Linked DNA regions of Homo sapiens: regions 2, 3 and 4 are each linked to region 1. The links are chromatin contacts, found by Hi-C or POLR2A ChIA-PET in ENCODE. All regions are on one chromosome and are shown on one strand. The core of a region is the stretch at or near the end of the contact, and the rest is flanking DNA. Distances in the headings are between cores, read along the strand shown. Region 1 holds the start of ATF4 (activating transcription factor 4). Region 2 holds the start of SLC25A17 (solute carrier family 25 member 17). Region 3 holds the start of CSNK1E (casein kinase 1 epsilon). Region 4 holds the start of DDX17 (DEAD-box helicase 17).

What was found. A loop is a pair of places that touch in the nucleus more often than their neighbours do. ChIA-PET counts read pairs that join two places held with the same protein, here RNA polymerase II (POLR2A). Pooled maps may share reads with other maps.
Region 2: a pooled map shows a loop between it and region 1 (10-fold over the local background). The contact joins the promoter of SLC25A17 here to the promoter of ATF4 in region 1. A Hi-C loop is called at or near these places in 2 of 168 maps with a recorded cell type or tissue (CD8-positive, alpha-beta T cell and ascending aorta) and 11 of 50 pooled maps.
Region 3: a pooled map shows a loop between it and region 1 (6-fold over the local background). The contact joins the promoter of CSNK1E here to the promoter of ATF4 in region 1. A Hi-C loop is called at or near these places in 1 of 37 single-sample maps with no recorded cell type and 8 of 50 pooled maps. POLR2A ChIA-PET finds 5 or more read pairs at or near these places in 1 of 52 experiments (activated T-cell).
Region 4: a map of CD8-positive, alpha-beta T cell shows a loop between it and region 1 (5-fold over the local background). The contact joins the promoter of DDX17 here to the promoter of ATF4 in region 1. A Hi-C loop is called at or near these places in 1 of 168 maps with a recorded cell type or tissue (CD8-positive, alpha-beta T cell), 1 of 37 single-sample maps with no recorded cell type and 11 of 50 pooled maps. POLR2A ChIA-PET finds 5 or more read pairs at or near these places in 1 of 52 experiments (H1).

The regions. Positions count from the first base shown.
Region 1 is chr22:39,517,950-39,523,999 of GRCh38, reverse strand. ATF4 (activating transcription factor 4) reads right to left here and starts at 3,438. Exons shown (of 3, transcript NM_182810.3): 1 at 3,249-3,438; 2 at 2,329-2,646; 3 at 1,317-2,227. The coding sequence starts at 2,554. The coding sequence ends at 1,398. It overlaps MIEF1 (mitochondrial elongation factor 1), which reads right to left. Exons shown (of 6, transcript NM_019008.6): 6 at 5,868-6,050. RefSeq lists enhancers at 453-954, 1,031-1,080, 2,961-3,010, 3,371-3,520 and a silencer at 3,901-4,100.
Region 2 is chr22:40,816,330-40,822,379 of GRCh38, reverse strand. SLC25A17 (solute carrier family 25 member 17) reads left to right here and starts at 3,034. Exons shown (of 9, transcript NM_006358.4): 1 at 3,034-3,185. The coding sequence starts at 3,132. RefSeq lists an enhancer at 5,002-5,061.
Region 3 is chr22:38,314,295-38,320,344 of GRCh38, reverse strand. CSNK1E (casein kinase 1 epsilon) reads left to right here and starts at 2,912. Exons shown (of 11, transcript NM_152221.3): 1 at 2,912-3,185. All of the region lies in intron 5 of TPTEP2-CSNK1E (TPTEP2-CSNK1E readthrough), which reads left to right. RefSeq lists enhancers at 568-1,472, 5,274-5,323, 5,344-5,513, 5,584-5,643 and a silencer at 3,195-3,584.
Region 4 is chr22:38,503,197-38,509,246 of GRCh38, reverse strand. DDX17 (DEAD-box helicase 17) reads left to right here and starts at 2,936. Exons shown (of 13, transcript NM_006386.5): 1 at 2,936-3,296. The coding sequence starts at 3,010. It also overlaps a transcript of DMC1 not described here. RefSeq lists enhancers at 2,101-2,510, 2,088-2,979, 2,911-3,100, 2,980-3,871 and silencers at 3,191-3,460, 3,491-3,660.

The sequences.
Region 1 (6,050 bases), core at 2,189-4,688:
AAAAAAGGCCGGGCGCGGTGGCGGTGGCTCACGCCTGTAATCCCAGCACTTTGGGAGGCCGAGGCGGGCGGATCACGAAGTCAGGAGATGGAGATCAAGACCATCCTGGCTAACACGGTGAAACCCCCTCTCTACTAAAAATACAAAAATAATTAGCTGGGCGTGGTGGCAGGCGCCTGTAGTCCCAGCTACCCGGCAGGCTGAGGCAGGAGAATGGCGTGAACCCGGGAAGCGGAGCTTGCAGTGAGCCGCGATCGCGCCACTGCACTCCAGCCTGGGCGACAGAGCCAGACTCCATCTCAAAAAAAAAAAATTCCTCCTGGGTGTGGCGTCTGCCTCACGGGTGTGCTGCGGGGACTGGGTGAAAGAACACATGTGCTGTGCTCAGTTACAGCAGTGCCTGGGCTGCACTCACTCTCACTCTCCTCCCAGCCATTCCCCAGGCACACCCGGTCTACACCACCTTCCACAGACGGAAAACGAGGCTAATCCCGAAGGACACAAGAGGAAGGGCAGACCTACCCGGGCTGCGCTGATCTTTGCATTCAAGCATTCATCCGCAACACAGGACAAAAGACATCGCCTGCCTGGAAAGGCGAAGTCGCCCCGCCAGAAGTCCGAAGCTGCAGTGAGGTGTGGCTTCTAAGCACTGATCCATCCTAACATGTCCCGAGGCCGTCAGGCCTCCTAGTTTAGATAGCAGCAGGCACAACAGCCTTCACAGGAACTGTTGCCTGCCTTTGTGCCCAGCTCTAGCCAGAACCTGCGCAGGCTGTCATCCTTCCACCCCGTAAGGAGAAACGGAGGCCAACCCTCAGCTCCTGTCCTGTTTCAGCATCAATTCCCAAAAGGAGCCATTTCTTTCTTCAGGATGAGGCTTCTGCAGAACTGTTCAGGTAACAAGTGAAACCTAATCTTGTGTGCTATCTCAAAGACCGTGCAACCTTATTCAGGGTTTTATGCGACAGCTGTTGGCATGAAGCCCTCTTGAATAAACAGGTGGAGGCCCAGGCTGTCCCTCCCTCTGAATCTCCCAGAGATCTCCAGCCTCCTCCCCCTACACAACCAGCACTCAGCTCTGGGCAAAGGACCCAGCTTACTATAAATGGCCAACTATACGGCTCCAGGGCCCCATGAATCAGCCATCGTGGCCTACACCGAGCAGGGATGAGCAAATCCCACTCTGGGAACCGATCTTCAGCCTTGGACTGCCTCCTCCCCCAGATCTCACAGGAAATGTTAAGACCAGCTTGGGGTGGGTGGGTGGCGCTTCACTCGGTTACTTTGCCAGGAAAGGAATTCAAACGCACAAGTACTTTCCCTACAAAATAATTTATTGGAACACACAGCTACAGCACTCTATGTACAAGCACATTGACGCTCCTGACTATCCTCAACTAGGGGACCCTTTTCTTCCCCCTTGCCTTGCGGACCTCTTCTATCAAATCTTTCAGGTACTGGATCTCCTTGGCCAGGGAATCCGCCCTCTCTTTTAGAGCCTCGTTCTTCTTTTCCAGCTCTTTGCACTCACCAGTAAGAGCCTCCTGCTCCGCCCTCTTCTTCTGGCGGTACCTAGTGGCTGCTGTCTTGTTTTGCTCCATTTTTTTCAGCTTCTTATCCAGTTTCTCACCCTTTACTTTTGCTGCTACCATCTTCTCTCCAGGAGGATCGTAAGGTTTGGGACGGGCAGACCCACAGAGAACACCTGGAGATGGGAGGCTCCTATTTGGAGAGCCCCTGGTAGAGGGGCTGTGCTGAGGAGACCCCAGATAGGACTCTGGGCTCATACAGATGCCACTATCATTATCTGAAGGGGTGTCTTCCTCCTTTATGCACTGAGGGATCATGGCAACGTAAGCAGTGTAGTCTGGCTTCCTATCTCCTTCAGTGATATCCACTTCACTGCCCAGCTCTAAACTAAAGGAATGATCTGGAGTGGAGGACAGGACCCCTGGGGAAAGGGGAAGAGGTTGTAAGAAGGTGAAGGGGGCAACCTGGTCGGGTTTTGTTAAACTTTCTGGGAGATGGCCAATTGGGTTCACCGTCTGGGGGGGCTGCTTATTAGTCTCCTGGACTAGGGGGGCAAAGAGATCACAAGTGTCATCCAACGTGGTCAGAAGGTCATCTGGCATGGTTTCCAGGTCATCTATACCCAACAGGGCATCCAAGTCGAACTCCTTCAAATCCATTTTCTCCAACATCCAATCTGTCCCGGAGAAGGCATCCTCTGCAAAACATTTGAGTGATGGGGCCAAGTGAGTCAGATACAAAGGTAGGAGGCCCCTAACCCTAGATCCCACCAGGACGATGTGGTGGTGGCCCACTCACCCTTGCTGTTGTTGGAGGGACTGACCAACCCATCCACAGCCAGCCATTCGGAGGAGCCCGCCTTAGCCTTGTCGCTGGAGAACCCATGAGGTTTGAAGTGCTTGGCCACCTCCAGGTAATCATCTAAGAGACCTAGGCTTTCTTCAGCCCCCAAACCCGACTGGTCGAAGGGGGACATCAAGTCCCCCACCAACACCTCGCTGCTCAGGAAGCTCATTTCGGTCATGTTGCGGTGCTTTGCTGGAATCGAGGAATGTGCTTAATTCGAAGGTGTCTTTGTCGGTTACAGCAACGCTGCTGCTGAATGCCGTGAGAAGCCTGAATGAGAATCAGAAGCCAACTCCCATTAGAGGTTAGCTGTTCTGAGAATTTCATCCTTCCACTTATGAGGCGGGACTTCTCTAGATCGGCCATCTAGAGAATCGGGAACAGGGCAGTTGTATTTGCCCCTCCCTGCTTGCAACTCAGGTTCCACAAAATGGACGCTCACGGAGACCAGGGGATTCTTCCACCGGCCGCCAAGAGGAAAGCGCTCCGTCCCCACGTCCAAATACGGCCAGGGCGGCCGCGCCCCGCCCACCGCCCGCCCTTGACTCACGCCCGCGCCGCCGCCCTGCCGCCGCCATCTTGGTTCCTGCCACGTTTCGTGGGGCAACAGCCAAGACCCCTGGGACCCTTGCGGGGCTCGGGGTCCGAGGGCTGTAGGGCTCCTGGGGAAGCAGTCCGGGCACCCGACTACGCTTTCCCGATCCCAGGCACGCGAGCGTCTCGGGGACACCCAAGCAAAGACCACGCGTCCCGGGCGCTCGTTAAATCGCTTCCCCCTTGGCGGCACCGCCCTGGCCCCAGGCCGCACCCCACCAATCCAAAACCCGCGCCGGCCCCAGGAGCACAGCTGGACGACCCGCCCCGGTACTCACGCCATGGCTTAAGCCGCTGGGGGTTGCCGCTGCAGAGCCTGGTGCTGCTGCCGCCGCTGCAAAGGCCAATGCTGCCGCAGGCACTGCTGCCCCTAATACGCCATGGTGGCCGTGGACCCTGAGGGCGGGGAGGAGGGAAAACGCACACGCGCAGAGAAAACTACATCTGTGGGCGGGCAAAGTAGAAATGGCTGCCGTGGCCGCCCGCCGGCCCTTTATAGACTTCGTCTCTATGGGGACGCAGCACAGACGCATCCTTCCGCCGCGACCACGTGACCGTCTCCTCCCGCCCGCTCCCTTCCCTCCCTCCCTTTGACGCCCCAACCGTTTATGCCCAGGGCGTAGCTGTGACGAGAAAAGGAGTTTGTTCTTATGGCCTCACGAAAGGAGAGAGGTGTACTACTTTACTAGGCTTCTATGATCAGAGTCCGTTCTTTCCTTCGCCGCCGGAGCGCGGAGTGATCTCCCAGACACGCCTCGCTTCCGGTGTCAGCGCAGTGGGCGGGGAAAGGTCGTTTTCCGGCGAAGAGTTTTTATTGTGAAGGCCGAGGACGCCAGGTTATCGCGCGAGGTGCTGGCGAAGAGCGCGCGTCAAGGTGATTGGCCCAGGCCCGGTGAATCATATATATCTCGAGCTCTTATTGGCTCAGGGCCCTAGATGGGCGGCTGCTGGGAGAGGGATCCCGGGGTCCGCGTGGGAAGGGTTGGGGTCTCGGGTCGCTGCTAGTCCTCAGCCAGCCCCGCCTGCTGGCCCGCCACGATCGCGCTGGCTCCTGCCCCCAGGCGGCCTTAGCCCAGCGCACCCCTTAGTGGCCTCAGGGACCAGCCCTTGCGGTCGGATCCCGCCGCCCTCAGTGGAGGTCCGCACTGGTGGCCCCGCCGCCGCTCCCAGCCTGCGCGTCCTTCGGTTGCGGGTGGTGATTTGTGGCCTGCGGAAACCGGGGGGTTACCTGTTCCAAGCCTGAGTTTTCCAGAGGCCCCATTCATAGCCGACACGGCGCTGCTGCCCCCGGGAGGTTGAAGGGGCCTCGAGAGGGCGCGCCGGGCCTGTCCACCTACCCCCAAAGGCCGGCTGAGTCTGCATGGCTCCTCCTAAACTCTGGAAAGGAGCCGGGAAGACGCGCCGTCCTGTCGCCCAACCTGGGTTTTTACAATTTTCATCCGGCTCAAGTGCAAGGCTGCCACAGAATAGCATCATAGAGGAACTTCTGGTGTCCGAAGATTGCGTTCTCCTAAGAACAAGATTTTCTTCGCTGCCGTCTCCCTGGGGTAGTTCGGATTCACTCCGGATTCTGAACTCCCCGGCCTAACCCGCTTTTCAGCAGTCACGCCCATGGCCCAGGGAGGAGAGGCGCTTGGGAACCCACGGCCACTTACTGGGGGTTGTGCGTTGGGAAGGGGTAGTCTGTTTTAAGAATACAAGAAACCTCCCCATCATCCTTCAGCCCCTTCCAGTCAGGCCCTGTGAAGGTGGAAACTTTGAGTTTCCGCCTCCATTTCACTGGGCCACACAAGTATGAGCGCTGTGATATCAAACAACCAGGGAAGCACTGCTCTAAATAACCACAGGCCATCTGCTGCGCTCATTCAACCTCGCCCACAAATCCTTTCCAATGGTAAACCGAGGCCCAATGGGATGAAGCTTCTTGCTCAAAGTCACAAGGCTCCCAGTGGAGGGAGTATGGGGTAGGAGTTAGAAGACAGATTTTGGGGAGCGCATCCAAAAGAATCCTGGCTGGGACATTTTGGCTAAATGACTTATACTCTCTGAGCCTCAGTTTCCTCATTTGTAAAATGAGACTACTGATGAGTATCCTTGCCTCATGAAGTGAGATCATACATGTAAAGCACTTAGCACAGTGCCTGCCTGGTACATGTAAGCGCCCAATAATGGTTGCTGTTGCTGCCACTGTTCATAGAACTCAGGTCTCCTGACCCTGACTTCTGCCACTCTCCATCACATCCTCCTGCTGCCTCAGAGGACTCTTCATTATTATTTAATGAGATGAAACCAACAACTTTAAAACTGGTATACACAAGGCATACTGGATGCTGGAATAAAAGTATGTTTTTTCTTTCTCCTTGGGGAATCGTGAGTGTTGAGATATACAGAAGTTGGCGCCAGGAGCAGTGGCTCCAGCCTGTAGCCCCACCTACTCAAGCCGAGGTGGGAGGATTGCTTGAGCCCAGGAATTCCAAGCTGCAGTGAGCTGTGATCACAACACTGCAACTCAGCCTGGGCAACAGAGCAAGACCCTGTCTTTAAAAAAAAAAAAAATACAGGAGTTTTCTAGCCTTTCCATGCAAAGGCAGTAAGAATACCTGAGCCATTAGCCATGTCTTCCAAAGGCAGAACTAGGGACCCACAGGACGTGTTCTCCTTTTGCTATAGACAGTACCTCCTGACAGATGACTGTGCAAATGGTTGAGTATTAAAGTAACACTGCCCCAATTTTGACACTGAAAAGGTCATAAAAGAATGACTCCCATGGCAGCCTGTCCCATCCATTCTTTTATAGAGACCTAGCTCAAACACTTCAAAGGTTCCCCTAGCTGAAAATGGAGACCCAGTACCACTCCCACAGGAAAATGTTCTATACGACACACACAAGTCACAGCTGTTGGAAAGGAGATGTTTATTTTCTTCTTCCCATGCTATGGAAGGACATTGTATTCCGCAGTTTTATTTCCTCCCTCAAGGAGAAAAAGGACAGCAGGTCTCTGGGCCTCAGGGCTAAGCTGCCCCTACTTATATAGAGCTAACCAAGACAGTACAGAAAGACTGGTGACTGATTCCAAATC
Region 2 (6,050 bases), core at 1,785-4,284, 1.3 Mb before region 1:
CAGCCTTGACCTGGGCTCAAGCAATCCTCCCACCTCAGCCTCCCAAGTAGATGGGACTGCAGGCATGCACCACCATGCCCATCTGTTTGTTTTTAACAGCAATGAGGTCTTACTTTGTTGTCCAGGCTGGTCTGGAACTCCTGGTTTCAAATAATCCTCCTGCCTCAGCCTCCCAAAGTGCAGGGATTACAGGCATGACCCCCTGTGCTCAACTAAGTTATAATTTTTAAAAATTATGTCTCAACCGGGCACGGTGGCTCACGCCTGTAATCCCAACACTTTGGGAGGCCAGGGGGTGGGGGGGGGGGTGAGGTCAGGAGTTCGAGACCAGCCTGGTCAACATGGTGAAACCCTGTCCCTAAAAAGTACAAAAATTAGCCAGGCGTGGTGGTGCATGCCTATAGTCCTAGCTACTCGGGAGGCTGAGGAAGGAGAATTGCTTGAACCTGGGAGGCAGAGGTTGCAGTGAGCTGAAGTTGCGCCATTGCACTCCAGCCTGGGCGACAAGAGCAAAACTGTCTCAAAAAAAAAAAAATATATATATATATATACGTATATGTGTGTATATATATATATATATATATATACGTATATATACGTATATATATATACGTATATATATATATATACGTGTATATATATATGTATGTATGTGTGTGTCTCGAACATCACAGCTTCATAGTTCCAGTTAATAACTGATGTAGCTATGCAGTGTCTACGTTTTTCAGTGCATACTGATTATATGAAAATGACTTTGGCTGGGTGCAGTGCTCACACCTCTAATTTGAGCACTTTGGGAGGCCGAGGTGTGTGGATCACCTGAGGTCAGGAGTTCGAGACCAGCCTGGCCAACATGGTGAAACCCTGTCTCCACTAAAAATACAAAAATGAGCCAGGTATGGGGGCGTGCACCTGTAGTCCCAGCTACTCGGGAGGCTGAGGCAGGAGAATCACTTGAACCCGGGAGATGGAGGCTAACATGAGTCAAGATCGCGTCACTGCACTCCAGCCTAGGTGACAGAGCGATACTCCGTCTCAAAAAAAAAAAAAAAAATACTGTTTTCAGTATGTCAGTCTTCAGTTGATCATGCTGGGCGCTGTGGCTCACACCTGTAATCCCAGCACTTTGGGAGGCCGAGGCGGGCGGACCACGAGGTCAAGAGATTTGAGACCATCCTGACCAACATGATGAAACCCCGTCTCTACTAAAAATACAAAAATTAGCTGGGCGTGGTAGCGCATGCCTGTAATCCCAGCTACTCGAGAGGCTGAGGTAGGAGAATCACTTGAACCCGGGAGGCGGAGGTTGCAGTGAGCCAAGCCTGGGCCACAAGAGTGAAACTCCATCTGAAAAAAAAAAAAAAGGTTGCAAGGCCCGGTACAGTGGCTCATGCCTGTAATACGAGCACTTTGGGTGGCTGAAGCAGGTGGATCACTTGAGCCCAGGAGTACAAGACCAGCCTGGACAACGCAGAGAAACACTGTCTCAGGTTTAAAAAAAAAAAAAAGCTGATCAAAATGTTTTTGGTATGTAAGATACAAAAACGTCAAAACAAAGTATTAACAATGTTTTCATAACTATGATGCATAATCCAGTATATTCTTGACAGCAAGCTCCCAATTTGATCAGGAGTCAATGAGAACTGAGTTCTCAAGTTTTACAGCCAACTAGTTTCTATGTTCCCATGCCAAAATAATCTTTTTTTTTTTTTTTTTAGGAGTCTCACTCTGTCCCAGGCTAGAGTGCAGTGGTGCAATCTTGGCTCACTGCAACCTTTGCTTCCTGGGTTCAAGCGATTCTCCTGCCTCAGCCTCCCTAGTAGCTGCAGTTTCAACATTGTAATTTCTACAAGGCGCGTGCCACCATGTCCGGCTAATTTTTTCTATTTTTAATAGAGACAGGGTTTTGCCATATGGGCCAGGCTTGTCTCAAACTTCTGACCTCAAGTGATCTGCCCGCTACGGCCTCCCAAAGTGCTAGGATTACAGGCCTGAGCCGCTGCGCCCAGCCCAAAATCATCTTCGCTTCACTTTTGGTCCTTCACTTTCACGTCATGATTCTATGGCGTGATGGGAATGTTCCTGGAAGCAGTATCTTCTGCAAATTTTGTGAAAACGGCCAGGTTAAACTTTGTTAGACCCCTCTCCCAGGGATTAAGTGTGATGATGGGCATAAAACACTAAGCCTGGCATGTAGTCAGCACTGAGGAGTTATCACGAGGATATTCTAAAAGGAAACATGGTAAAGACAAGTGGTGATGGTGTCTCAGGAAAGAATCCCTGAGTCCCTGAGGAGCATCCTGAAGCAGAATCTCACAGTATGACAGGTTAAAGCTGAATGTGGCTGCTTTAGTTTTGTGTAATTTTGTTAGTCACTTTGCAACATGGAAAAAAATTTTTTTCCTTCAGTATTTTATGAAGTACTACTACATAAATTGGCTTTCGTAATCCTCACAGCAGATGGGGATTGTTGGTACTAGTACATTGTCATTTCACAGAGGAAACCCAAGAGGTTAAATGACTTCCATAGTTGCCAACTAGGGGGAGGCTCCCACTCGCGTCTTGTATTTTGGGCTCCTGATGCTCAACATCTCTTCCCACCACACTCAAGGGTTTTTCTGGAGGAAGAAGTTTCCAAGTCCACAAGTGAGTTTTTTTCCTCTTGGCCAAAATGTGACTTTCAGAATAGAAAAGAGCTCAGGCGCAGAGAAACAGGGAGACTGGAGTCTCATTGAGTTTCCCCATCTTTGTCACCAGAGTAAAAGAAGGCCATTAAGACTTCTGAGATGGAGGAACTGGTCAGGGCCCGGGAACGCCAGAGAACGTCGGAGGAACCGGGAGCCGGGTACCTGGTGTCAGGCCGCCTTGCGCCTTGGAGCCCAGCCCCGCGAACACCTCGCTGTCCCGCCCCGCGCCCACAGGGGCCAATCAGCGTTCAGGGGCGTTCTTAGCCGCCCCCCCCCCCCCGCTTTCCCGCCCCGCGACCCGGAAGTGGTTCTAGGGCAGGCGGGCGGGTTTGAGAGGGCGGGGATTGCGACTCTCACACCCTGAGCTCCGGTGCTCCTTTCCTAACTCCACTGGCTGCGGCATCTGTGGGAAAAGTGTGGCTGGGTCTTCGAGGAGCCGCACCAATGGCTTCCGTGCTGTCCTACGAAAGCCTGGTCCACGCCGTGGCCGGAGCCGTGGTGAGACGGGGTCTTTACGCCCGGGCCGCAACGGGTTATAAGGCTTCTCGGGGGCCAGTCCCGGGATATGCCTGAGGGATGGGTCTGAGAGGGAGGTAGTGTGGGTTGGGGTCCACTGTCATGACTGTGGGGCAGAGAGGAATGGGCCATTGGCGGAAAGTTGTTGGAGGAATTCGGGGTAAGGGCCGAGACTCCGCCACCTCCTGGTCTCCTAGAGACTGCGGGGTAGAGAGCCGTGTTCACACGTGCCCGCTCAGGGTCCGCATCTTTGCCGTGGGAAGTTTAAGGTCAGGCTACCACCGCACACTCACACACTTTGCTTTACTGGCCCGGAGGAGAACGTAGGTGTGAAGCCGTGTTGCTTAGTCACATGCTTCCCTACAGCCTGTCTTCACGCTTGCCGCGGGCAAGTGGCAATACCTAGTAGGATAGCTCTGGGCACCGTTATTGGCAGGAGAAGATAGATCCTTTTTTTTTTTTTTTTTTTTCCGGACAGGGTCTTGCTCTGTTGCCCAAGCTGGAGTGCAGTGGCGCGATCACGACTCACTGCAGCCTCGATCTCCCGGGCTCCAGCGATCCGCCCACCTCAGCTTCCTGAGTAGCTGGGACTGCAGGTGTGAGCCACCACACCCGGCTACATTTTTAAAAAAAATTTTTGGGGTCTGGCAGTGTTGCCCAGGCTGGTCTCGAATTCCTGGCCTCAAACGATCCTCTCGATTTGGCGTCCTAAACTGCTGGCATGAGCCACTGTGCCTGGCTTTTTTTTCTTTCTTTCTAAATCAAGATCTGGGTTCCTGTCTACCACAAGTGTGGTTTGTTATGAGGTATACGCTTGATTCTTGGGCTTCTGGTGTCTAGGTTCCACTTGACACTTCCCCTCTCCCCTCTTTTCCTTAAAACTTTCCACTTTTGGCTTGGGTGACTCCTCTTGTGGTTCTTTTATCTCTTTGACTGCCTTTTCTCATATTCTTCACCAGTTGTTAGCACACACCTTTAGCTGTTAAAATCACTGTGACTTCAGAGGAACATCACTGAATCCTCTGTTTAGCCTCCAGAAACTTCACTGAGAGCTCACCTTCTCTGTAGACTAATCTGGATTTAACCCTAACTCCATCATTTGTTAGCTAGATGCCCTGTAAACCTTACTTTCTTAATCTGTAAAGTGGGGGAAGTGATACCTACCTCACAGAGTTTAGAGAATTAAGTGACACAGCATTTCATGAAAATGCCTAATTCAGGAAGCCTGGTTCATTCAGTTCAGCCAGAAGAGCCTTTCAGCCAGCATGAAGGCTGAGATGGACGCTTGCGTGACTTGCTTTAAGATGGGCATGGAGGCCTGTGTTTCCGGAGTGGAGGGAACAAAGAGGCAAATAGGTTTCAGGGGGCCAAATTGTGTGAGACTTTCACTCTGGCTAGCTGTTGAACTTGCTGATTTACCTTTAAACGTGATCACCCTGGCTGCTGTGTTGAGAGTAGAATGTAAGGGAACAGGGGACAAGCAATTATCAGGCGAGAGATGATGGTGACTTGGATCCGGGTGGTAGCAGACATGGTAGAAGTGATCATTGACCTGGAATATATTTATAAAATGAGGGTTGGTTGACTCCAAGAGTTTTTGGCTTCAGTAACTGGAGGGATGGTGGTATTTACTGGGATGGCAGAGGCTGTGAAGGAGAAGGTTTTGGGGGAAATGATAAATTTGGCTTTGGTTTTGGAGGAGTTTGAAATGCCTAAGAGTAGTCGTGAGACTAGATGAGCTCACTAGGGAAGTGTGTATGGACTGACAGAAGAATCTCAATGACTGAGTCTTGGAGCAGGCTAACCATTAAGAGGCCGAGAAAATAAGATTGCACCAGCAAAGGAGACAAACGAAGGATGGATCAGTACTGCAGGAGGGAAGCTAAGAACTAAGAGTGAAAGCCACGTGAAGAAAGTGTTTCTGGGGAAGGAAGTAGACCAGCTGGGTCAGATGCTGCTGATGGGTCAAGTAAGGTGAGGACTGAGAAATAACTGAGAATTTATCATGTTGATAAATCCAGTGGTTAATTGAAAAGACCAGTTTTGGTGGAGTGGTGGGGGAAATAGTTGGAGTGCATCTAAGAGAAGAAAGTGAGAAGATGGGAAATGTTTTTCTCTTCCTTCTTGCAATAAATGTTCATTAAACACCTTTATTGAGTGCATTCTATGTGCCACACGCTGTTCTAGGTGCAAGGAGTACAGTAGAGAAGGTCTTTTTCTTCATGAACTATGCATTGCAATAGGGGAGTCAGACAATAAATGAATAGGCTGGGTGCGGTGGCTCACGCCTGTAATCCCAGCACTTTGGGAGGCTGAGGCAGGCGGATCGCCTGAGGTCAGGAGTTCGAGGCCAGCCTGGCTAACATGGTGAAACCCCGTCTCTACTAAAAATACAAAAAGTAGCCAGGCATGGTGGTGGGCGCCTGTAATCCCAGCTACTCGGGAGGCTGAAGCAGGAGAATCACTTGAACCTGGGAGGCAGAGGTTGCAGTGAGCCAAAATTGTGCCATTGCACTCCAGCCTGGGTGACAAGAGCAAGACTCCGTCTCAAGAAAAAAAAAAAAAAACAATAAAAAATAAATGAATAAATAAAAAATAAGTAGAATAATTTTAGATACAGTTAAGTGCTATAAAAGAACATAGAGATTGGCAAACTTTTTAAAGAGAGCAGATGGGAAATATTTTAGGCTTTGTGTACCGTTGTCACAGCTACCCAACATTGCCATGGTCGTGTGAAATCAGCTGTAGACAGTAAATGAATGGACAGAGCTGTGTTCCAATAAAATACTGTTTTCAAAAACAGATATTAGATTGGATTTGGCCCATAGGCCATAGTTTTCTGACTCC
Region 3 (6,050 bases), core at 1,663-4,162, 1.2 Mb after region 1:
CTGTCGCCCAAGCTAGAGTGCAATGGTACGATCTCGGCTCACTGCAACCTCCGCCTCCTGGGTTCAAGTGATTCTCCTGCCTCAGCCTCCCGAGTGGCTGGGATTACAGGTGCCCGCCATCGTGCCCAGCTAATTTTTTGTATTTTTAGTAGAAACGGGGTTTCACCGTGTTGGCCAGGCTGGTCTTGAACTCCTGACCTCAGGTGATCACCCGCCTTGGCCTCTGAAGTGCTGGGATTACAGGGGCGTGCCCGGCCCCACCGTTGGGTTTTAAAGTTAGGAGTTAAATCTGAGAGGAATCACTGTGAACCAAGTCGGAGAGAGAAGTCAGGCTGTGGGGCTGCTGGAACACGTAAGGTTTTGTTTTTCACTTTGGACCAGTCTCCCCTCCTCAGCTGGGTTTTGTGTCATGGTTTGCCTTCCCTTATAGCTTCACTGCAAAGCTCTTTGGAAGGGCCCACACACAGGTCTTCCAGGGATAGGAAGGACAAGGACTTGGGCCCACAACTCAGGCAGTGGACAACAGCATGTCCTTCCAATGGCAAGGCAGGGAGGCTCCCTAGCAGGCCTGGGGATGAGCCGGGCTCCTCAGCCTGGCTGGCCCAGGGAACTGAGCAGGATCTTAACTGGGGCAGGGGGTGGGGTGGGGGTGCTGGGGTGGGAGGTGTGGTTACAAGTCCTGAATGCAGAGGGGAGAACGTGAACGTGCTGCAGTCAGACCTGGCGATCTGGCTGGGTTAGGAAGGGGCAGGGGGTCTGTTCCAGCCAGGCCCAGTTTAAGGGAGAGGTTGATCTGTGCCCTTAGGCAAGCACTGGGAGGAGCCTGATTCCTTCTCTGAAAGAATACAGTGTAATCTGTTGTTGTTTGAGAGGATTAAATGAGATAACAAATAACCTCCTCTCCCAGGGCTGGTTGCCTTGAAAGTGCTGAAGAAGAGGAGGGCTTTGGGAAGCAGGGCCCAGGTTGGAAGGTTAGGGGTGGTAAGGACTGGAGGACACAGGGGCAGACTTCACCCCCTGCTCAATTGTGCCCAGGCCTCTCTGCCTGGGCTCATGTGAGGAAAGAAACAAAATGGGTGGCGGTGGGGTGGCGCTCAGGCCGGCTGAGAACTTGGGCCCAGAGTTACCGGATCTCCTAATGCCCCCAGAGAAACAGGGAATCTGGATCTGAAATATGAAATCTTCCAGTTTTAAAACTTTGGGGAGTGGCCAGGCATGGTGGCTCACGCCTATAATCCCAGCAGTTTGGGAGGCCGAGGCAGGCGGATCACTTGAGGTCAGGAGTTCCAGCCCAGCCTGGCCAACCCCGTCTCTACTAAAAATACTGTGTGGTCCTGGGCAAAAATTAGCCAGGTGTGGTGGTGCACATCTGTAATTCCAGCTATTCAGGAGGGAGGCTGAGGCTGGAGAATCACTTGAACCCAGGAGGCAGAGGTTGCAGTGAGCCGATATTGAGCCACTGCACTCCAGCCTGAGCCACACAGCGAGACTCTATCTCAAAACCAACAAAAACAAAAAGCAAAAAAAAAAAAAAAAACTTTGGGGATTAATTAACAAAACAACAACAGAAAGCACCGCGCAGGCCAAGTAAAGCCCACCACCTGGCTGGTGACCCCCTGCTCTGGCAAAGGTGTCACTGAAGGCAGGCCCTCCTGGGAGGAGGCTTCTCACTCTCCTGCTCTTGGAAATGGGCTCTAGATAGACCCAGTTTCCTGGTGATCGCTGGGAGAACAGAGCTGTCCTGTTGGGCTTTGTGGTCCTGGGCAAAGCCCTTCCCCTCTCTGGGCCAGTTTCCTGGCCGGCGAAAGGACTTAGTCTGTGGGGCTCCTGCCCGTTTGGACACGTGTGTGACTCAGTCCCTCAGCCTCGAGGAGGGAAGATACGGCTATTATAGAAGTGACTCCTCCCAGGAACTGTGCTTCCGGGATTGGACGCAGGGCCTCAGGCATTTTGCGTGTCCACAGTCACAACTGTGTGAATATAGGTGTGTCATAATTGGAAGCTTTGCATGGCTCAGTGTAAATATCATCACTTTAATGACTTTGTTCTGCAACCTTTCATCGCGGCTCTGCATGCCGGTAGAAGCTTTTATTAATTCTGTGACCTGGGGAGGACAGGGTCCTTCCTCCCATTTGCTGTTTAAGGAAACCCAAGCTCAGAGCTGGGAGGTGGCTTGGCTAAACGTGCACCACTCGGAGCCCAGACTCAAGTGTCGGTGCTTTGGTACTTGTGGCACCCCTCCTTCAACAGGGGAGAATGAGGTTGGGATCTGAGGGGTCCTCTCTGTGCCCATCACAGTTTGAGCTTCAGGGAAAAGAAGAAGAGGTCTTTGCCCTTCGTTTTTCCACGGGAGGAGAATGTATGAGCCCAGGCTACCTTTCTGGGCCTTGTGTCGACATCCCTAGCTGTCTCCTCAAATCTCTTGCCCTGAATCAACCTGGCCTGTGTTCTCTGCGGCACTCGGAACCTGGAGGCGGACTGAGCCTCCAGCAGTCTAACATCTTTTGCAGTGTCGTGAATAGCCGCCTGTTTTCGCAGGGGCCCAGTGCTCTGCCTGGAGAGGAGAGAGATCCTGGCAGGCGGGGAGAGGAGACTTTGGGTCTAGACCCTCCCCTCCCATCCCCTCACCTCCGCTTTTTGTGCGCCCTCCTCTTCCCTCTGTCCCCCCCGCACCCCGTCTTTTCCACCTGTGCCCTGGACTGCATTAGGGTGTCAGTATCTGTGTGCTCCCCCACCCCCACGCGTAAGCCCGCGCGCCTGCACTGAGGCTGGGGAACTGCGTCTCGCAGCTGCGGCCCCCAGCGCGGAGGGCGCGGGCCCTTTAAATCCTCCGGGGCGGCGGCGGCGGGCCGGGGATGACATCAGCGGGCGGGCCCGGGGCTCAATGGGAGCCGGCGGGCGCGCGCGGTGCGAGAGCGCGCGAGCCGGCGGCGGGGGCGGGCGGGCGGGCAGGAGGCCGGGAGGAGGGAGGCGGCGGCGGCGGCGGCGGCGGCGGCGAGAGCCCAGAGCCAGAGCCCGGCCGGGGCCGAGCGGAGCGCGGCGGCGGCGGCGGCGGCGGCGGCTGGGCCGGGAGAGGCTGGCGCGCCGGGCGGCTCCGCGAATCCTCCGGCATCCGCCCCGGCGGGCCGCCCCCGCCCGCGGCAGCCCCCCGAGCAGTGGCCCGGCATCGGCGCCTTCCCGGCGGGGTAAATATCGGGGGGCCGCGGGCCCGCGGAAGGGTGCAAACCTGGGGGGAATCGGGCTCCCTCAGCCTCTTTGTTTTTGCTGGAGAGGGAGGGAAGGGAGGGCAGACACACGCGCGTTCGCGCTGGGGTGTAGGGGGGGCAGCCCGGGCGCCGCCCGCTCGGCCCGGCGAGGACAAAGGCGCGGCTGGGGACGAGGAGGAGGGGGCCTGTTATTTTGCAGGCTCGCGGGGGAGGCCCCCCGGCCGGCCTGCCTCCGCTTCCCCCCGCTGGGCCCTCCGAGGCCCCGGCCGGCCAGGCGGCCACCCCGGCTGTGATTTGGGGACGCTGAGGGAGGGGGCTTGGGGTGCTGGGCGCCGGATACTGTTGATTCGGGCCCGCGTAGCGTTTCATCGGACAATCACCGGCGCCCCCTGCTCTCCCGGCCCCGGCGCCCGGACCTGGGGGTTCGCAAGGCTGCGCCCGCTCGTTGGATGACGGGCGTTTGGGGGTCCTAAGGTGAAGAGGTGTGTGGTCACCAGGCCACTGATTTGTTTTTCTTTGTGGAGAGAAAGAAAGGGGTGGGGGTTATTTGTCGGATCGGATTCTCCCATTTTTGTGTGAGAGATTGATGTCTTGCAAGTCTCTAAGGAACGCAAAACAGTGTCTGGGTGTCGTTAGAGGATTCCCAAGCTCTTGTTAATACCCTAACTCGAAGTGGGGTGAGCCCCCTCCCCAACTTTTCCCTTAGTTTTCTTGCATATTTTCTTCCTGGCATAGCCTCCTTCCTGGAGAAGGATTTGGAGAGAGGAGAAGGGGACACAAGTGTCTCAAGTTGCTTCCAAGCAATGCCTGTGTTTGGGTCTCCTTTGCCTTCGTTTCTATGATGTCCCTTCAATTTTTATTTTAATCGTCCGAGGGACAAGGGCCCCGGCTCAGGGGTAGGCGATGGTGTTCGGGGAGTAAGAAGCACTGCCCGTGTGCCATGCTGGTTGGTAGTTTGTCTAATTTTTTTAACCTGCTGAAACTCTTGAACCTTTATATCCACTTTTCCCCCCACTTTGTTTATCTCCCCCCCTCCCCCATGGGAGAAGCAGCAAAAGAACTGAAAAGCCTCTCCATTCCTGAATGAAGCTTTTCTGCTCTCCTCTGGGAGGCTTTTTGGGTATTGGTGCCGGGACAGTCTAGGCTCCCCCAGGGACCTTGGACCCCTGGGGTGTTGGGGAGCGACTGGGGGTCTGGGTGGCTGGCACATAGCAGTCAGGGGGTCCTGAAGGGCTTGCCCCTTCCCGCTCTCGTTCTCTGCAGACAGCCGGTGAGTGGGGAGAGACTGGGGGGTCATGTGCAGTATATTTATGTAAGACACCCAGACAGAGGGCACGGGTATTTATATAACCCGGCGTGGGTATTTATGTAATATAGGATGCGGGTATATTTATGTTCCTTTCCTAACCTGCGGGTTTCCTGGCTGCCATGTGTGGTCTCTGAATTGGTGTTGGCAGAAAGTGGACTGAGGTGTTGGGGGGGGGTTGCGTGCACACCCCCCCTTACCCCCCAACAGGGCTCACTGTGTGTGCCTGCTTTTCTTTCTTCCGTTGGAGTGTACACACTCGGGAAGCTGGACGTGTGTGTACGTGGGATGTGTGGCGTGTGGGTTTCCTGCAAACGTGGACTGTGTTCCCCTGGCAGCGTGGCACCTCAGCTGAGACAGGCCAAGCATATGGGCAGCGGCCCTTGATTGAGAGCCCAGAGTTTGGCCAGCTCTGGTGGAGGTCCCTGCCTCGTGGTTATTGGTGGAGGGCTGGTGAGCTCCTTGGGAGCCAGGTGCCGGGGTTCCCTGTCTCTCCTGGGATCTGCCCACTGTCCCTGGAATCCATCTCCCTCCCAGGCTGGCCTGGTTGTTGGGGGCAGCACTTGGCACGGGCAAGGGGCTGATCTTCTGTGCCAGCACAGCTGCTCTGCAGTCTTCCTGTTTTGCCCTGTTTGTGAGTGTGGGAGACCACCAGGTGGGACAGCCGGAGCCCTGTCCTCGGCGAGGCTGTACCATCTGCAGGGTGGTGTGGGACAGGTGGCATGGCCTCTGTGAGCCTGAGTACCCTGTCTGTGAAAGGAGTTCCCTCTTGCTAGTCCTTGATGCTGGTCCTCTTGTAAACACCCCTCCCCCTGTTTACTGCAGTCCCTGGTCCCTGTCCCCACGGCAGCACTGCCTCCAGGCCTTCAGTTTCCTCCTCTGCTGACCAGGAACAGGGTGTCCGGACTTTTGCCCCAGGCCAGAGCAGAGGGGTCCCTCCTCTGCCCCAGGCCAGAGCAGAGGGCTCCCCCCTGGCCCTGAGGAAGGAGAGAAGCTGCTCACATCAGAACTCCTCCTCCCACCCATCCGGGGCAGGCGGCTAAAACCCTGGCTCAGTCCCCTTTGTTGTTCTATGAGGGCCCTCTTAGGAGACCCTCCTAGTCTTAAAGGACGCCAGCTCCAAACAGTTTATCCAAGCGGCTATGGGCCTCCGTGTGAGGTCTTGGTGTCATGACGTAGAGATGGGGAGGTGGCTGGAAGGTGGATGGTCGAGGGCATTCTTTTCTGCCTTCCCCCCAGTAGGGGATGCGACTTTCTCCTGCAAGGCGTGCTGGGCACTGGCGAGGTCTGGCCTCTGGGCAGGGGCAGTACTTGGGAAGACCAGGCCAGGCTGTGGGAGCCTGGGGGGTAGGAGGTGTAAGAGGGCTGATGCCCGTTGTGATCCCTTGAGAAGCTTCTTTTGAGGGGCCCCTGAATGAGCATCCCCCAAAGACATGCTTGCTTGGCTGCTTCCTCTCTGGCCACACTGAAACCTGTCCTCAGCCTGCCTTAGCTGTTCCCCAGGTGTGTGGAGTGCAGGCTGTGGGCCACCTGACACC
Region 4 (6,050 bases), core at 1,687-4,186, 1.0 Mb after region 1:
AACAAACCACCATGACACACGTTTTCTTGTGTAACAAACTTGTATATCCTGAACATGTACCCCAGAATTAAAATAAAAGTTGATGACAAAGGCCAGGCAAGGTGGCTCACGCCTGTAATCCCAGCACTTTGGGAGGCCGAAGCAGGCAGATCACCTGAATTCAGGAGTTTCAGACCAGCCTGGCCAACATGGTGAAACCCTGTCTCTATTAAAAATGCAAAAATTAGCCAGGTGTGGTGGCGTATGCCTGTAATCCCAACTACTCAGGAAGCTGAGGCAGGAGAATCGCTTGAAACCAAGAGGCGGAGGTTGCAGTGAGCCAACTGCACTCCAGCCTGGGCGACAGAGCGAGACTCTGTCTCAAAAAACAAAAGCCGTTGAGATGTCAGTTGGCCCAGAAACACAAAGGGACAGTCACAGACTCACTGGACAAGGGTATGGCGTGGTCGAATGGCTAAAAGGTCAGGCACTGTGCCAGGTAGGCACTGGGTCACGGTGGTGAACAAGTAAGTTCCTGCACTCACAGATTTTACGCTCTAGGAGGGAGACAAAAAGTGTTTATGTCAAGCAGTTACTAATTCAAATGAAAGCAAAGAAAAATGGAAAAGAGAGAATGCATGTGTACTTGTGAAGGAGGAGAGTATGCAGGTTATGCAGTGTTGCATTGGGTTCTGGGGAGGCCTCCCTGATTGAGTGACATGTGAGCACAGACCTAAACTGAGGTATCTAGCCTTGCTGACATAGAGTAAAGAGCGAGTGCAAAGGCCCTGAGGCCGAGTGTGGCTAGAGTAGAACAAGGAGGAAAGACAGAAGAGGGCTGCATCCTCAAGGGCTTGTAGGCCACTGTAAGGCCTTTGTCTTTTCTTTCAAGTGGAAACCTCTGGAAAATTTTAAGTAAAGTGACATAATAAAAGGACCCCTATGACTGCAGTGTGAAGAATAAATTCAGAGTGAGCAAGGACAGGAGCAGGCAGATTAAAAAGAGGCGAGCGCAGTCATCCAGGCAAGAGATGATGAGGATTGGGGCAGGTTAACAGTGTAAATAAAAGAACATGACCCAGGCCGGTGCGGTGGCTCACGCCTGTAATCCCAGCACTTTGGCAGGTCGACACGGGTGGATCACGAGGTCAGGAGTTCAAGACCAGCCTGGCCAAGATGGTGAAACCCCAGCTAAACTACAAATATTAGCCAAGTGCGAGGGCAAGCACCTGTGATCCCAGCTACACGGGAGGCTGAGGCAGGAGAATTGCCTGAACCCGGGCGGCAGAGGTTGCAGTGAGCCGAGATTGTGCCACTGCACTCCAGACAAAAAAAAGAAAAAGAATATGACCCAGGCGAGTCTCAATCACTTTAAGAGGTTCACTTGCCAATGTTAAGAACGTACTTGGGGAAAAAGAACACATAACCACAGAAAAATCAGTGGTCCATGTTTTTTTTCTTTTTGAAGCTCCTTTTCTTATGCTATGTTCCCAAAAATTTGGGAAACAAACACTCAGCACCCACACTGAGGGGCCAAATCTCCCCGCTTCTACCCATCTGTTGAATTGAGACGTTAGATGGGCCCGTCTCGAGGGCCCTAACAGCTCAACAGTCGTGTGACGCCATTTGGCCAAGCTTGCGGGGCTTCAAAATGCAGTTTGAGACGACAGGAAGCAGGTAAGGAGAGGGAAGCCAGTCTGGAAGGAATTGAGCGGAGAACGTGGACTAGCCTGGTTAAACACTTGTCCTTAGCCTTCGCCCTTTCTGTGTCTAAAGACCATCGCTCTGAAACCTTGTTCTCCTGAGAGTGCTGGGGTCTTCTCCGGGCCTTCTGAGGAGCGCCGTTCAACGGCAGCAAAGGGCCCACGGAGTCCACTGGGGCTCCAAGCAATTTTTTTTTTGAGACGGATTCTTGCCCCGTCGTCCAGGATGGAGTGCAGTGGCACGTTCTCGGCTCACTGCGACCTCCGACTCCCGGGTTCAAGCGATTCTCCTGCCTCAGCCTCCCAAGTAGCTGGGACTACAGGCACCCGCCACCATGTCCTGCTAATTTTTGTATTTTTCGTAGAGACGGGGTTTTGCCATTTTGGCCAGGCTGGTCTCGAACTCCGGGACTCAGGTGATCCTCCCGCCTCGGCCTCCCAAAGTGTTAGTATTACAAGCGTGAGCCACCATGCCTGGCCTCCAAGCACATTTTGTTTCTGTATTAGCAACAGCTGTGCTCGGCCAGGGACGGTAAAAATATACGGTTCAGAAAATGCACCTCAGTGTGAACCAAATGTAGCTGAGGGCACTTTAACCTGGAAGGGACATCGCCACCTCACAAACTCCGGAAAGAAAGGGACACGGCTCTTCCATCATGGCTGCCGGAGACAGAGCAGCGAAAGGCAACGGAAAGGAAATGGCGCCGGGGCCCGCCGCCATTCTCAGCGGGCCCAGGGCGGTGGGGCGAGAGGGCTGGCGGCGCCATATAGGAAGGCCAGCCACGGAATTTAAGACCCTCCCGGCCTCTGGCGCCAGAGGACTCTGAAACTTGATAACAATATGGAGGACGGTTATTGTCTCTGCAAAGCAACTTCTTCAAGCCGGCCGCGGGGTCTGTACCGAGATCGGAATCAGGCAAAATCCTCTATTCTCTAAACAGAATGCGTTACGCATACTGCGCATCTTAGCAACAGCAGGCCGGCTAACGACGCAAAGAATGTTACGTCGCACCAGAGGCGCTTCCTCCCACCTCATCCCACGTTCTAGTTCGGGTGGCGCGAGAACTCTACGCTCGCTCCGTACTTTGTTTTTCTTGTACAGACCGCAAAATACACCCATCGTCGCAACTGACGTAAAGTGCTTCCAAGAATACCCGTAGTTCCCCGCGGAGCCCTCGGGCTATTCCGAGGCGCTGTTTACGTATCGTCTCCGCCGTACGCAGCGTTAAGTTGGAGCCGACTCAGCGGCGGCCGCCATTTTGTGCAGTCGCTGGGAAGGAAGGAGACGCCTAAACCGCGGCACTGCCCGGTTTGAGCGTAGCCAAACCTGCCCACCGGCTTTGTAGCCCCGATTCTCTGTGTTTTGCTCCCGTCTCCGACGAGAGAGGCGGCGACGGTGGCGTCTGCGACGGGAGACAGCGCGTCGGAGCGAGAGAGCGCTGCGCCTGCCGCCGCCCCAACAGCGGAGGCGCCGCCGCCATCGGTCGTCACCAGACCGGAGCCGCAGGCCCTCCCGAGCCCGGCCATCCGTGCCCCGCTCCCAGATCTCTATCCTTTTGGGACCATGCGCGGAGGAGGCTTTGGGGACCGGGACCGGGATCGTGACCGTGGAGGGTAAGGGTGGGGGAGGAGAGGAGAGGCCTGGCGTGGGGGTGGGGGAGTTGCTTCTTGGGGAGGCCCGGCGGACTGCGAGCCTGGGAGCCTTGCTCTCGACCCGGGAGGCGAGGGGAGGCGACTCGAGGCGAGACAGCGGTTTCGTGCGCGGACCTCGGCCCCGGGGTCACTCGGGACCCGAGGAGGGCGGCCGCTTGGCGACGCTGGGCCTCTCCGTGCGGACGGCCGTCGTGGCGCGGCCCGGCCCCATCCCAGCCCCGCGGGGGATCGGGAGGGGCGGCCTGGCCGCATCAGCCCAGGCCCGGGCTTTGGCGCCTCGCCTGGTTTCCCGGCTCTCGAGCCGGGCCGCTTCGGGCGGGCTGTTCGATGTCTCCAGGCCTCGGCGTTCATCTGAAAAACGCGGATCTTCCTGAGAGAACACTTCAGCCCAGGAAAGCCTTACACGAAATGGCACCCTTGACGTTCTCTCCCCAGAGTTCACTGTTTAAGGCACGGGAGACGAAAAGACCAACTTCTCATTTTTAGAAATAGATTTTAATTCTCTTCAGTTATATTTTAAGTCGGAGGAAATGCATTGGGATGTAAAGCAGTGGAGTTGCTTGCCATCTAAATGACCGTGTTTGGGGGAAGGATGGGTTTTTGGGTCGTTACTTTAGTTTTAATCTTAATATTTCAGCCTTTTTTCTCTAATTGGACTGCAGCGTCAACTATTCTGCCTCGCTAGAAAGTTCTTGGTATTGTGGACCGGGCGTGGTGCCTCAGGCCTGTAATCCCAGCGATTTGGGAGGCCGAGGCGGGCGGATCACCGGAGGTCAGGAGTTCGAGACCAGCCTGATCAACATGGAGAAATCCCGTTTCTACTAAAAATAACAAAATTAGCCTGGCTTGGTGGCGCATGCCTGTAATCCCAGCTACTCGGGAGGCCAAGGCAGGAGAATCGCTTGAACCCGGGGGGAGGAGGTTGCAGTGAGCCGAGATCGCGCCATTGCACTCCAGCCCGTGGCAAGAGCGAAACTCCGTCTCCCCCGACCCCCCCGCTTCCCCAAAGAGTTACGTGACGCCACTTGATATGTGTGTGTGTGACCTTGGTCAAGATCCTACCTTTTGTGAGCCTGTTTCCTCTGAGGAACGTGATAATTGCCTTTACTTTGCTGTGTTGTCAGGAATTAAGAGATAATGGATGTAATAGTCTCACTGTAGTAGGCGCTCTGTTAACGATATTTTCTCCAAACGTTTTTGTCTTTTGTGGTTCAGATCCACAACTGCTGGATTTACTAGTCTCAAGCACTTCAGTTGCCACTTTTTACAAAATTATTTTGATTTATACCTTATTAGGAAGGAAAATATTTTATCTCATTGTTTAGAGGATGAGAGGTGGAATGTTTGCTTCGCGTGTGACAGTATTGCTAAGTTTAGAAGTGAATTTCAGTTCATTGACTTAGAAAAAGAACTTGAGATTATCTAGGAAAGTTGAAAACGACCCAGCAATTCCTCCCTAAGCTTTATACCCTAGACTGTAATGCCTAGAGAAATCCTTGCACAGGTACCCCAGGATCCTTGTACAGAAAAGTTTATATACCAGCATTCGTGCTAACAGGATATTGGAAACAACGCAAATGTCTCCATAAATTGTGGGTATTCGTACAATTGAATCAGCCGTGAAAAAGAGAAAAGAACTTGGATTAATGTGGATAAGTCACAGAAGTGTTGAGTTAAAAAGCACGTTGTGGTAGGGTGACACATTTAATTAAGGATATGTGCAAATATGATAGGAAAGGGAGTGGTTAACAAAATTCAAGGTAGTGGTTATTAGGGTGAAAGTTGTAAGCTTGAAATAGGCACATAGAGGGGCTACAAGTTACTAATAGTGTTCTATTTCTTTACCATTGGTGTTTGGTTTAATATTTCCTTTCACCATATATATGCTTTAATAAGTTATTTGAAAGGAAAAAAGTGAATTACTGATCCATACTTTGAGTATCAGATGACATTTTTTAAAAATTTCAAACGAACTAGCCTTCTTTCATAAGATCTGTGCCCCAACTCTCCCTTTCCCAAGAAATGTTCTTGATTATTTGAATTGCTGTTGTTTCAACTGAGTGTTACACAGTTGAAGTGGTGGTTATTTTGAAAAAGGAATAGGTGAGGTCAGTTCATGTATTTCACATGTGTGATGCAAAAATGATAGGCATTGTACATTTGAAGTAGTATGGTTTTTAATGTTAATATATGACTTCAAAGGTGAATTTTTTTGTAAAGCCAAATTAAACTAATTACTGACCGGATAAAAACATTTGAGCAGCATAGTATACCAGAGAGTACAGTGTGCGTATTTAAAGATGGCATGGATATGCTCAAAAGTAAAAGGCTTTCTTGAATTTTGAGGTCATTAATTATGTCAGCATTAATTATAAACATGGAAGACGGCATATTTTCCAAGAACCACATGTTTCAAATTAAATGTTTAGTGTAGAATAGAATGTCTTGAATAAATAGCCAGGGAAGTAAGGAGAGAGGAAAAAAAAATACATGAATGATAATCATCAGTTTAAAGCCTTAACAGGAATCTTACTTTCAAGTTTTATTTTTTCCTAAGTCACTAAGGTTTGGGTAGCATTGCAATGTGGCAATAACAATGAAGTCTTTTATAATTTGCAAGAGTGATAATCCAAAGACTTTCTACCTCTTGAAAAGTACCTTATTTAGCTGCTTCATTTGCAAGTGTGGCGGGAGCGGCAATTGAGGTGGCCTTTT